Regions from separate parts of the Homo sapiens genome. Here region 1 is linked to region 2. Evidence: chromatin loops called from intact Hi-C (ENCODE). Cell type or tissue: endothelial cell of umbilical vein. All regions are shown on one strand.

What was found. Hi-C counts contacts between places; a loop is a spot of excess contacts. Peaks named below come from ENCODE experiments on the same cell type or tissue, not always from the same donor. Only the 100,000 strongest peaks of a DNase experiment are listed, where the experiment ranks them.
Region 1: it touches region 2 in a loop (8-fold over the local background); 2 of 110 quality-filtered maps call a loop at or near these places.

What each region holds. Positions count from the first base shown.
Region 1 is chr1:187,926,370-187,931,369 of GRCh38, reverse strand. No RefSeq gene overlaps it. Among named protein-coding and RNA genes, the nearest start is that of LINC03121, 290 kb to the left of the region's middle. RefSeq lists an enhancer at 2,623-3,124. In endothelial cell of umbilical vein, a CTCF peak has its summit at 2,920; a DNase peak (open chromatin) is centred at 2,869; H3K27ac peaks cover 252 bases.
Region 2 is chr1:188,780,433-188,785,432 of GRCh38, reverse strand. No RefSeq gene overlaps it. Among named protein-coding and RNA genes, the nearest start is that of LINC01035, 120 kb to the left of the region's middle. RefSeq lists an enhancer at 2,901-3,195. In endothelial cell of umbilical vein, a CTCF peak has its summit at 3,012 (motif pointing left); no DNase peak of the experiment used is centred here.

The sequences.
Region 1 (5,000 bases), 850 kb after region 2:
AACCACTAAGTTTGGTAAGTTAGAAAGGGGATTTCAGCAGATGCTGGTCACTTTATCCATATAATCAGATTTGTTTACAAAGTGAAGGCATATCCTTTATGTAATATGAAAAGAATTGTTATACTAGAGAAATACCTGACTATAGGCTCTCTGTACTTAAACTCAGTGTCTGCCCTTCCTTGAGTCAGGGCAATGACAAATATAACAGAGGTCAGGTGTTGTTCATATTCTCAACTGTAACATTTTCATAAAGAAAAATCTATGTGGTGGGAAATGTTTAGTTTTCAACCTGTAGTTCTAAGTAAAGTCCTTTTCAGAAGGATGACTTCCTGATTTAAACAGAATTAATGAAATTATAAATATTTACAGAAAATGGCAGCTGTAGAAGACAGAAAAAAGAGCAGTTACTTTTTAAATATTTAAGTAACTTTCCTGTGATAGAGAATTTTAATATCTGAAAATTACTGGTTTTTCATAGCATCATATGAGTCAAGTTTTAGTCAACAAGATGTTAATGTGTGACAGCAGGATGCAATGGGGAGTAGAAATGATTATATTCTGCATGTGTATCAGGGTCTTTGACTCAAGTTCTTGGCCTTGGTAAAGAAATATAACCGATCTGGCCTTTGTTTACTTGTTCATGAAAAGAAAGGTAATGTGCTAATTCAGAAAAAGTAGAATTTGGAATTGAGAGCAAGAAATTTGGTAAAGTAATAACAGAGCTATAAATTCTCCATGTTACTTTGTTACACGTAAGAAAACAGATATACAAAAGTATTGGTCCTGCATTTACTCCCATTAGTAAATTCACTTATAATTATATATTATTAGTATTTCATGACAACAATTTTATAAAACCTGTTATTATGAATAAACTGACTCACACAGAAGATGTAGATAATCAAGATGAAATAATTTTTGTTGTTTATATTTCTGAAGCTGGTTCTCTTTTCAGAAGGTGGTGAATTGTGAATTTAGTTGTATCTAGTATTCTAAATAATATTTTTCAATACTAAGTGATAGCAGGATACTCAGATATTAAAAGCATGTTCTCTTTGTCATTAATAGCCTTGGACAAATATTTACCATGAGGGTTATTTTTCTTCTCTACAATGTGATGATAATGGTACCAGTTGCATTAGATCATCGAGAGACAACTCATGCAAAGCACTTAGCACAGTTCCTAATCATAGTTAGTACTTGGTAGATACTTGTTATAAAGAGAATTATTTCCAGATATATGATTGTAAGTATTTCACCCACTTTTATATCATATGTTCCAAATATTCTTTCCAATATAAAAGAAATATTTTAACAAAGCTAGTGTCTTCTTTAATATAGTCAACAAAAGAAACACCTGTGATCCTTAGGGGCAATCTGTAATGATGTATGTAGTTCTAAAATGTTAATATTGGTTAAGGGTCTCTTACACATTAAATTTTCTTGACTTTTTCATGAAAACATTTACAAATGTGTAAACAATGAGTACATTTGCAACTATTTGAATTTCAAAAGTAATCAAAACATTTGGCATCATCATTTTTTTCCTGTTAAAGACCAATTTTATGAATGTAACTTATGGCTTCTAGGAGGTTTGAAATTATCAATAGGGAAATAATTAGTAATTAATAAAATCAATTATATACTATATTATTTAATACATTAGTGAATGTTTATTATTTTATATATTACATATAATAATGAAAACTTAGAATCAGCTTAAATACCCGGAAGAGAAGATGGTTAAATACATTCGAGAACAAAGATAAAATACTACATAATCATGAAATTAATATTTCAAATGACTATTTAATGACATGTAGAAGGAATCAATGGTGAATTTTGTGTAAATGATGAGGGACAGAGAGGTGTCATAGGTAATTTCTAACTTATTGATTTGCAAAGTAAATGCATTGGGGTTGGAGATCATGAGCTCTATTTTGGTCCTACCTGAATAGATATGGCTGAATAAATTATGCAGGAGCTAGAGAACAAAACTGGGCTAAGAAGAAAATCAGTGGCATCAGCATACAGTGATAATTACAACCATAGGCACACCTGAGAAAATGTAGGGAGCTATGCTTTAGCTCTCCAGGAGAAAAGAAAAGATCCAAAAAGACTTCAAGGGCTTCAATTTAAAGAAAGCTGAAAGGTGAAATGTGGTTATTTTGATTAACATGGCATGTCACCATTCACAAAATAAAATGCACAACATCGCACTCGCTGTTTATCTGCAGTTACTACAGAGTCATTTTCCTATCCCTGTCTGGCATGAGTGTAATAGTTTGGCTCAAATAGGATGGATAAATAATTGAGACATGTTGATAGATATTTGATCAATGCCTGTAACACATGCTTTCCCACTCGTTGTAAAGTTCCATGCAGTGCATTAAGAGATAAGTAAATACATGCCTAATTCCAAGGTCGCAAATTCTCTACACACTTTATGCTGTGTGAAGTCTCTTGCCTAGGACTGGCTACTTTTGATCTGTTGTTTCATACACAGTCTTCATCTGTGCTGAGCCTGTAGATTAAAGCCTCACTTAAATGTCTGCCTGACTATTGTTGCTGCTTTTGTTTCCCCCAGACACTGATTTTCCAGAATAAATGATCTCATGTCTCCAAAGTGAGCTTCCCTTATACACAAATTTCATTTTTTAATCTTCTTAATTTTCTGAAACTTAAAAAAAATAAAAAAGACAAAGCTGAAGACAACATATTGGTATTTAAGAAACACTTTTGAAGGCAGAGAGAAGAAACAAGGGGAGGGGTCCCCTGTTGATACAAACTGCCCTGGAACCATTCTGTATTCATTCTTCCCCTCACTTAAGATGCAATCACAGTGTCTCCTGTGAGACTTAATTAAGCTACGGGCTCCCTCTGGCTGCCGCCTCCCATTTCTGACGTGCCTCATTCCTCTGAGAAACACAGAAGAATTTTCGCAGCTTTTCCTTCCTTCCTACTTTCTTTCTATTCCATTCTCCAAAGTATCAACCATTCTTGAGGATTTTGGAGGCTCTTTTTTTTCAGTAATTTTAAGAGAAAGAAGTGGTAAACAGAAGAAAAAAATGGATTAACACTGGGAAAATGTTACAAGCATGCAAATGGTACTAGGATTTTGTTTACTTTGTTTTCTCTTTTCATCTTGCTTCTTCAATAATGTATCTCTTGTTTTTATTTGGCAAAAAAGGTGTATCCATTTTTGGTATATCATTTACCCTCTGAGCTGATGATTGTTTTGTTTTTGTTTTCATTTCTGTTTGTTTGTTTTTAATATATGGGATTCTTCACTCCTCTGTAGCTTTAGACTTTTTAAAGAGAGGTGCAGATACCATCTATATTTGTTGAGCGCTTACTATGTGCTCTACACATAAGATCTTTATGTGTATCAACTAATTTAATTTTCATAACAAACACATTTTACAGTGAGGAAATTTAGGACCAGAGGAAATTGTCCCCATTCATACAGCTAGCAGTGAGAGATAGAATCAGGATTCAATGCTTGAACTCTGACACCTGTGACCTAGATGTTACCCACCATTCCCTGTTGTAAAAGTAGCTCCAAGCAATAACATTTGGTAATCAGCTTGAATGGTAATCTTATGTGAAGCTAAACTTCACTTCAGAGTAAGTTACAGCGAGTACTTCCAATGTTTCTCTCCAAACATATTCCAGTGAGATATTAACAGGTATTACAAGGGGAAAAGAGTTGCCCTGTAAGGCAAGTTTGAAAAGCTGAGATTAAGAAATACCAGTTTGCTTTCAGGTCTTTAAAACCCTTAATCTGGGCTGGGCACAATGGCTCATGAGGTCAGGAGTTGGAAGACCAACCTGGCCAATATGGTAAAACAACGTCTGTACTAAAAATGTAAAAAAATTAGCCTGGTGTGGTGGCACATGCCTGTAGTCTCAGCTACTCAGGAGGCTGAGGCAGGAGAATCGCTTGAACCTGGGAGGTGGAGGTTACAGTGAGCCAAGATCACACCACTGCACTCCAGTCTGGGCAACAGAGTGAGACTCTGTCTCAAACAAAACAAAACAAAACAAAACAAAAAAACCTTTAATGTGATAATGCACATGTAACTCTAGAGGTTGGATACATAATGCATTGTTTTCCAATCATATTTGATAAAACATACTTTTGGAAAAACATCAATTCATTAAGAGTTCAAATACCCATTTCAAAAACTCAAATTCAATTGTTTCTCCCTCTCTGACTAGCTCAAGAAAGTGCTGTTTCACACTAGAATATCCTTTCAAATCCTTCCCTCGCATCAAAAATGTTTATTCACAATGTGAGACTCGCTTTGCTTGAATAAGAATAAAAACCTTATTTTCAATTCTTCCTAATGTATTGTCACAGTATGTACCAAGAGAGTTGTTAGTTTGGGTAATACTAGGTACTATAACATATAGTCTCTAATACCTGAAATAAAACAAAAGTATTTCTGGCTAATGTCAGAGTTCAAAGCATTGCTCGATGTGCACAGATCACTGCTTTTCATGTGGTGATTCAGGTATGAGGCTTCTTCTGTTTAAGACCACATCTAATATAATTCTAGCTGTTGAAGGAAAAGTATGGGGAATGAACACCAACTTTTTTAAAAACCTTGGCCTGGAAATGACACACGTCACTTTGGCTCATATTTCACTAGTTTAAAAAAAAAAAACAAGAAACCACTAGTCGTATGTCCACTTCTAGATGCACAAAGACTGTGATGTACTGACTGAATAGCTATTTTTTAGGGATAATTTTAGAGGATATAAGTGGAAATACAAAACTGGGAAGACTATTTATCATCTCTACCATCAGAATTGCATATATTGGCCAATATTGCATCAATTTCTACATTCCTTTTTAACATGCAAAGCCTGTAAAGTGATACAGAAATTCCAAAGTTGATTCCATACATTTTTCAAATGATTACCACAAATAAAATGACCAGTTATTATCACTGCCATAGCACTATGCCAATAATGGATTGCAGACCGAATATTTC
Region 2 (5,000 bases):
CTCAATAATTATATTTGTCTTCATAGAAATTTAGCAATCTCAACTATAGTAAATGATCAGCACAAAAGTTTGGTTCAATTTTAGAACTAAAATATTATTTTAAATGTCTGATTATCATAGGCTCTGTTAATTCTTTATAACAACATTGCTTATTCACTTTTGTAAATTAGGACAACATAAAGCAATCTGTCTATTATTTAAAAGAATTATAGTATTTTACTTCATTTTTATATACTACAACCCTGTAGATCTTAGCATATTCAAAGAGTTTTGGGTTGTAATTTAGCACAAATTTACTAAATTTGAAATGTAATTTTTCACTAATGTTATCTAATGCTAAAGTTGATATGAACAGTCATGGGTAACTAATTGCAAATAGAAGAAATCTAAAAGTAGATCAGGATATGTAGTCACTTACTGATATGCTTAGGCATCTAGTCATTTGCTTGGCACATTGATACTGATTATTCAGTGACCTGAAACTTGTCTGGGTATCTCTTAAAACAGAAATTTTGGTGTGTAGAAAGTTTTAGTAAAAAATTACTAAATTTTAAGCCCAACAACTATTATACAAAAAATACAGTGCTGAATAAAAGAGAAATAATTTATTCATACAGGAGAATCAACAGGAATGACAGACATGAAAATATTTTCTGTGATAGTGTCACAAAGATAAAATAATAATCTGAAATGGAATCATATGGAGTGACTCTTGCATGATTATACAATTCAGGTTTATTTTATTCAAAATTTAGATGCAAGGCTTTATGCCAATTGTGGTAGATAGATGAGTTTTCTTCGGGGTTTAAAACAAACTTTTTGAGAATAAGAGTTGTAAACATTATGTGTGAATAAATTATTCAATTAATTATGGTAAGTTCTGCTTTCACTCAACATTGCACCCCTAGTGCATACCACACTATTAATTCATGAATAAACGAATGTGTGGCTAATTAGATGAAGGGGTAAATTAGTAACCACAAGAACATGGAGGAGAGGCCACTTACTATGTCTTGGGAAAAATAAGGAATTATAAGTATTATAGAAAATCCTGTGGTCATGCAAGCTAGTGAGTAGTTTGACATGTTATTCATAAATTGTAAGCAGGGAGGGCACCAGAATATTTTTTCATGTTTAAATTATTGTGGCATAGTAGAGGCCAGAATAAATTTAGAGTGAAAGGTTGAAATGTAAATTTAAGAAATTTGAAATTTTTTGAAAATTTTGTTTAGTTAAAAAGTATCCAGAGATTCTACAAAATACCGAAAGGTTTAAACGGACAGAAGGATATTTTAAGAGGTCAACTCAGTAAATAGCCTAGTGTGATGAGTCTATTTTTTGTTTTTGTTTGTTTAATGTTTTTTCAAAGATGTATATACTAAACACCCTAGATAGACATAGTAATTTTATAGTGTTACAGATAAGCATCATAAATAATACACCTGGAGTTTATTCAATGGAGTATAATTTTAGGAATAGAAAATACTATCCAATATCGATGGCTTAAGCCAAATACTTGAAATAAAAAAATGATAAAAACAGGCCAGGCATGGTGGCTCATGCCTGTAATACCAGCACTTTGGGAGGCCCAGGCGGGTGGATCACTTGAAGCCAAGAGTTTGAGATCAGCCTGGCCAACATGGCGAAACACTGTCTCTACAATAAATACAAAAAATTATCCCGGCATGGTGGCACATGCCTGTAATCTCAGCTACCTGGGAGGCTGAGACGCGAGAATCACTTGAACCCAGGAGGCAGAGGCTGCAGTTAGCCGAAATCCTGCCACTGCACTCCAGTCTGGGCAACAGAGTGAGACTCTGTCTCCAAAAAAAAAAAAGAAAAAAAAAAGAAAAGAAAGGGATTACACATATTCTTACAACATGATTGTCTCTAAAATTGAAGGAAGAAAATAGTTCAGCTTTGTAGTTTTTAAAAAAGCCTTCTTTTTATGGGTAATTAAGAGTAGATATTGTTTGTCTGTGTCAATATAAAGAAGGTTAAGAGGAACCTTTATTTAAAATTAATTTTACATGTATATACTTCACTCAAGTACATTTTAAAAGTTCAGAATAGCAGCATATTTTCTTTAGAGTATCACATGTATAACAAGTCTATAACTGCCTTTAATAATCAGTCTTATTTATTTTAATTATTTTAAATGTTATATTTTACATTTATGCATAGTTAGAAAAACATAATTCTTCTTTCCAGGCTTTTATTTAATTTGAATAACTTCATCCCTAACAGTTATAAAACCATGATAAGGTATTATTGCAGAGCGTTGGTAAAGTAACCCTGAAAGATTTCGGTGTAGCATAGCCCATAATTTAATATTCCTCTGCTCAGAGTTAGATAATTCTACTTTCCATTTTAACATTTAAAAACAAATCCCCAGAATTAGAATATGCAACATTAAAAAAGAAGAAAAAGAAATACATAGTAAACATGAATCAATTTAACAGGAAAAGTGTTTATTTTGTTGACAGTGTTTATGGAAACTTTATTCAATTATTTGCTATATTTGAGTATATGTATGGTATGTCTACTATGATTTCATCATCCAAATATATTTTATATTTATACTAAAATGTCTTAACAAAAACATACAACAATTTAAATTTAAAAATCTATTGAAAAACCAAAAGTCTAAGAAAGAATGTTATACACACATACAGACACACACAGACACACACACGCACAAAATTCTTATAAGATTGTGAAAGGTACAAGAGGTAGCCTCTAACTCTAACATAGCTCCTAGTGATTTTTGTTTTCTAGTATAATGTGTGAGTGTGTATGTGTGTGTGTATCTCCAAGCTTATAATTTTTTTATATATATTTCTACATCTATATCTATCTATCCCTTGAGTGTGTGCTATATTTTGTAACTTGCTTGTAAGCAACAGAATATAACAAATTAATGGGATATCATTAGTTACCAAAGACCTGTGACTTCCGTATTACTGGCTACCTCTCACCCTCGCTTGCTCTCTTACTTGCCCCCTCTGGTGGACAACAGATGACAATTCATGAGCTCTCCTGTGGAGAAGACTCCAGCCTGTGAGGAACTGAGTCCTGTGTCCAACAACATGTGAGGAACCGCTAAGTCTTTGAATGATCTCGGAAGATAATCTCCCAGTTGAGCTTTCAGATGACTGCAGTCCTGGCTGACACCTTAATTGTCGCTTCATGAAATCCAGAGTCACAGGGCCTGGGAAAAGACATCCGTGTCCTTAAACATGGAAAATGTTAGATAATAAATGTTACTGTTAATAAGATATTAAATTTTGAGATGACTTGTTATGCAGGCATAGATAACTAATACAATCTTTTTAAAAACAAAAGCTAAAAAACCCCATAAGCTTGGATAAAAAAACATTGTAATATGTATACATTAATAATTACATAAAACCAATAAATCAAATAGCAAAATATAGTCTTTATAAATATTAGTACCTGTATTTAATCATCTATTAAAATCATTTAAAATATAAATAACCCTATGATAAAGATAAAGTTTGTAAATATATTATTCACGCATAGGCATGTAATAGTCCAAACAATACATAAATATAATTATATTTGTTAATGCTAAAATCTATTAAATGTCATAGCATTTTACTTATGCATTTATCAAAATTTTGTAAACATGGTAAGGTACTGTTCAAAATTGACTTGCCACTGCCAATTATGGCTAAAGAAAGTATATTTTTTTCTTACAGACATTTTTGAAGAGCTAATAGGAACCATTAAAATATGTCACCATTTTAATCCTATAGTTTAATATTACTATAGATTATTAAAGGTATTGGAGACTGGTAAAAGACTTAAGAAATAATCCATCATATATTTTGCCATTTAAACAATCATTTTAACATAAATGAATGTTAAATAACCATTTTAAAATATATTTTTTAAGTGCAAATCGCATAAGATCATATAAATGTGTATAAAGACAAAGGTAGGGAAAACAACAAAAAATTAAATCATATATTTAATGAAAATAGTTTAAAAGAATATTCAATTCAGATTTTCACAGCCCAACATGATGTTATTCATACATACTTTTATGTAAAACTGAATAATTTAACTTTTTAACAAGTTCAGATTATGATGTAATGGTTACTGGGGTCATATGTGGACAGATCATAAACTTGTGGGTTTTAAGAAATTTTTACTACAAGAAACAAATATATACTTATTCCCAAACACATCAAGTTGTATACATTAAATATCTAAAGCTTTTTGTAGGTCATCACACCTAAATAAAGCATTTTTAAAAAGATTACATTTCTATTAAAACTTAAGTATTAAAGTACTAAAACTGAAGTACTAAAGTACTAAAATAAATTTGGCCCAAGCTGTTGCTCAAGTTCTGGCTGGACTGCTGACAGGGAGGGGAATGGGGCAAGAACATTAGTTTCTCCTGACCAAACTGGAGTGGCCAGCCATCAAAGAGTTGGCTCCACAAAGGGCCTTTAAATTGCTGGCAATTGAAACACACATATATTATTTGCCTTAATTGTTCTCAAACATTTCTTAATATCAATTTGAGATGTTGCAATCTTTTCCTCATGTTTTCAGAATTAACTGGAAAACGACGACTGCAGTGGCAGTAGTGGGGAGTGGTAATCGAGCAGATCTGGGTTCTGGTGGCATGATGATCACAGAACTATTAAAGCAAGCTCATGAATAGGAGATTAAAGCACAAGGCCTCAAATATCCTGCTTATAAGCACATATTAGTCAGTGCCCCATAGACCTCTTAGAAGATAGGGGGACACACTGAAGGGAAGCTGAGACAGCCTGGGGGTAAGCAGGGAAAGAGAGCGTAAAGAGAGTAACAAAGAAAATGTGCCAATATATAAAAATATGGCTACTTCACAATGGTGAAATTACGGAATCATTTTTTATTTGCAGCCTCCCTTTTTTTTCTCCAACCATGCATGTGATGAGAAGCAGGAGAAAGTTAATCCAACTTATTAAAAACTAGAAACATGA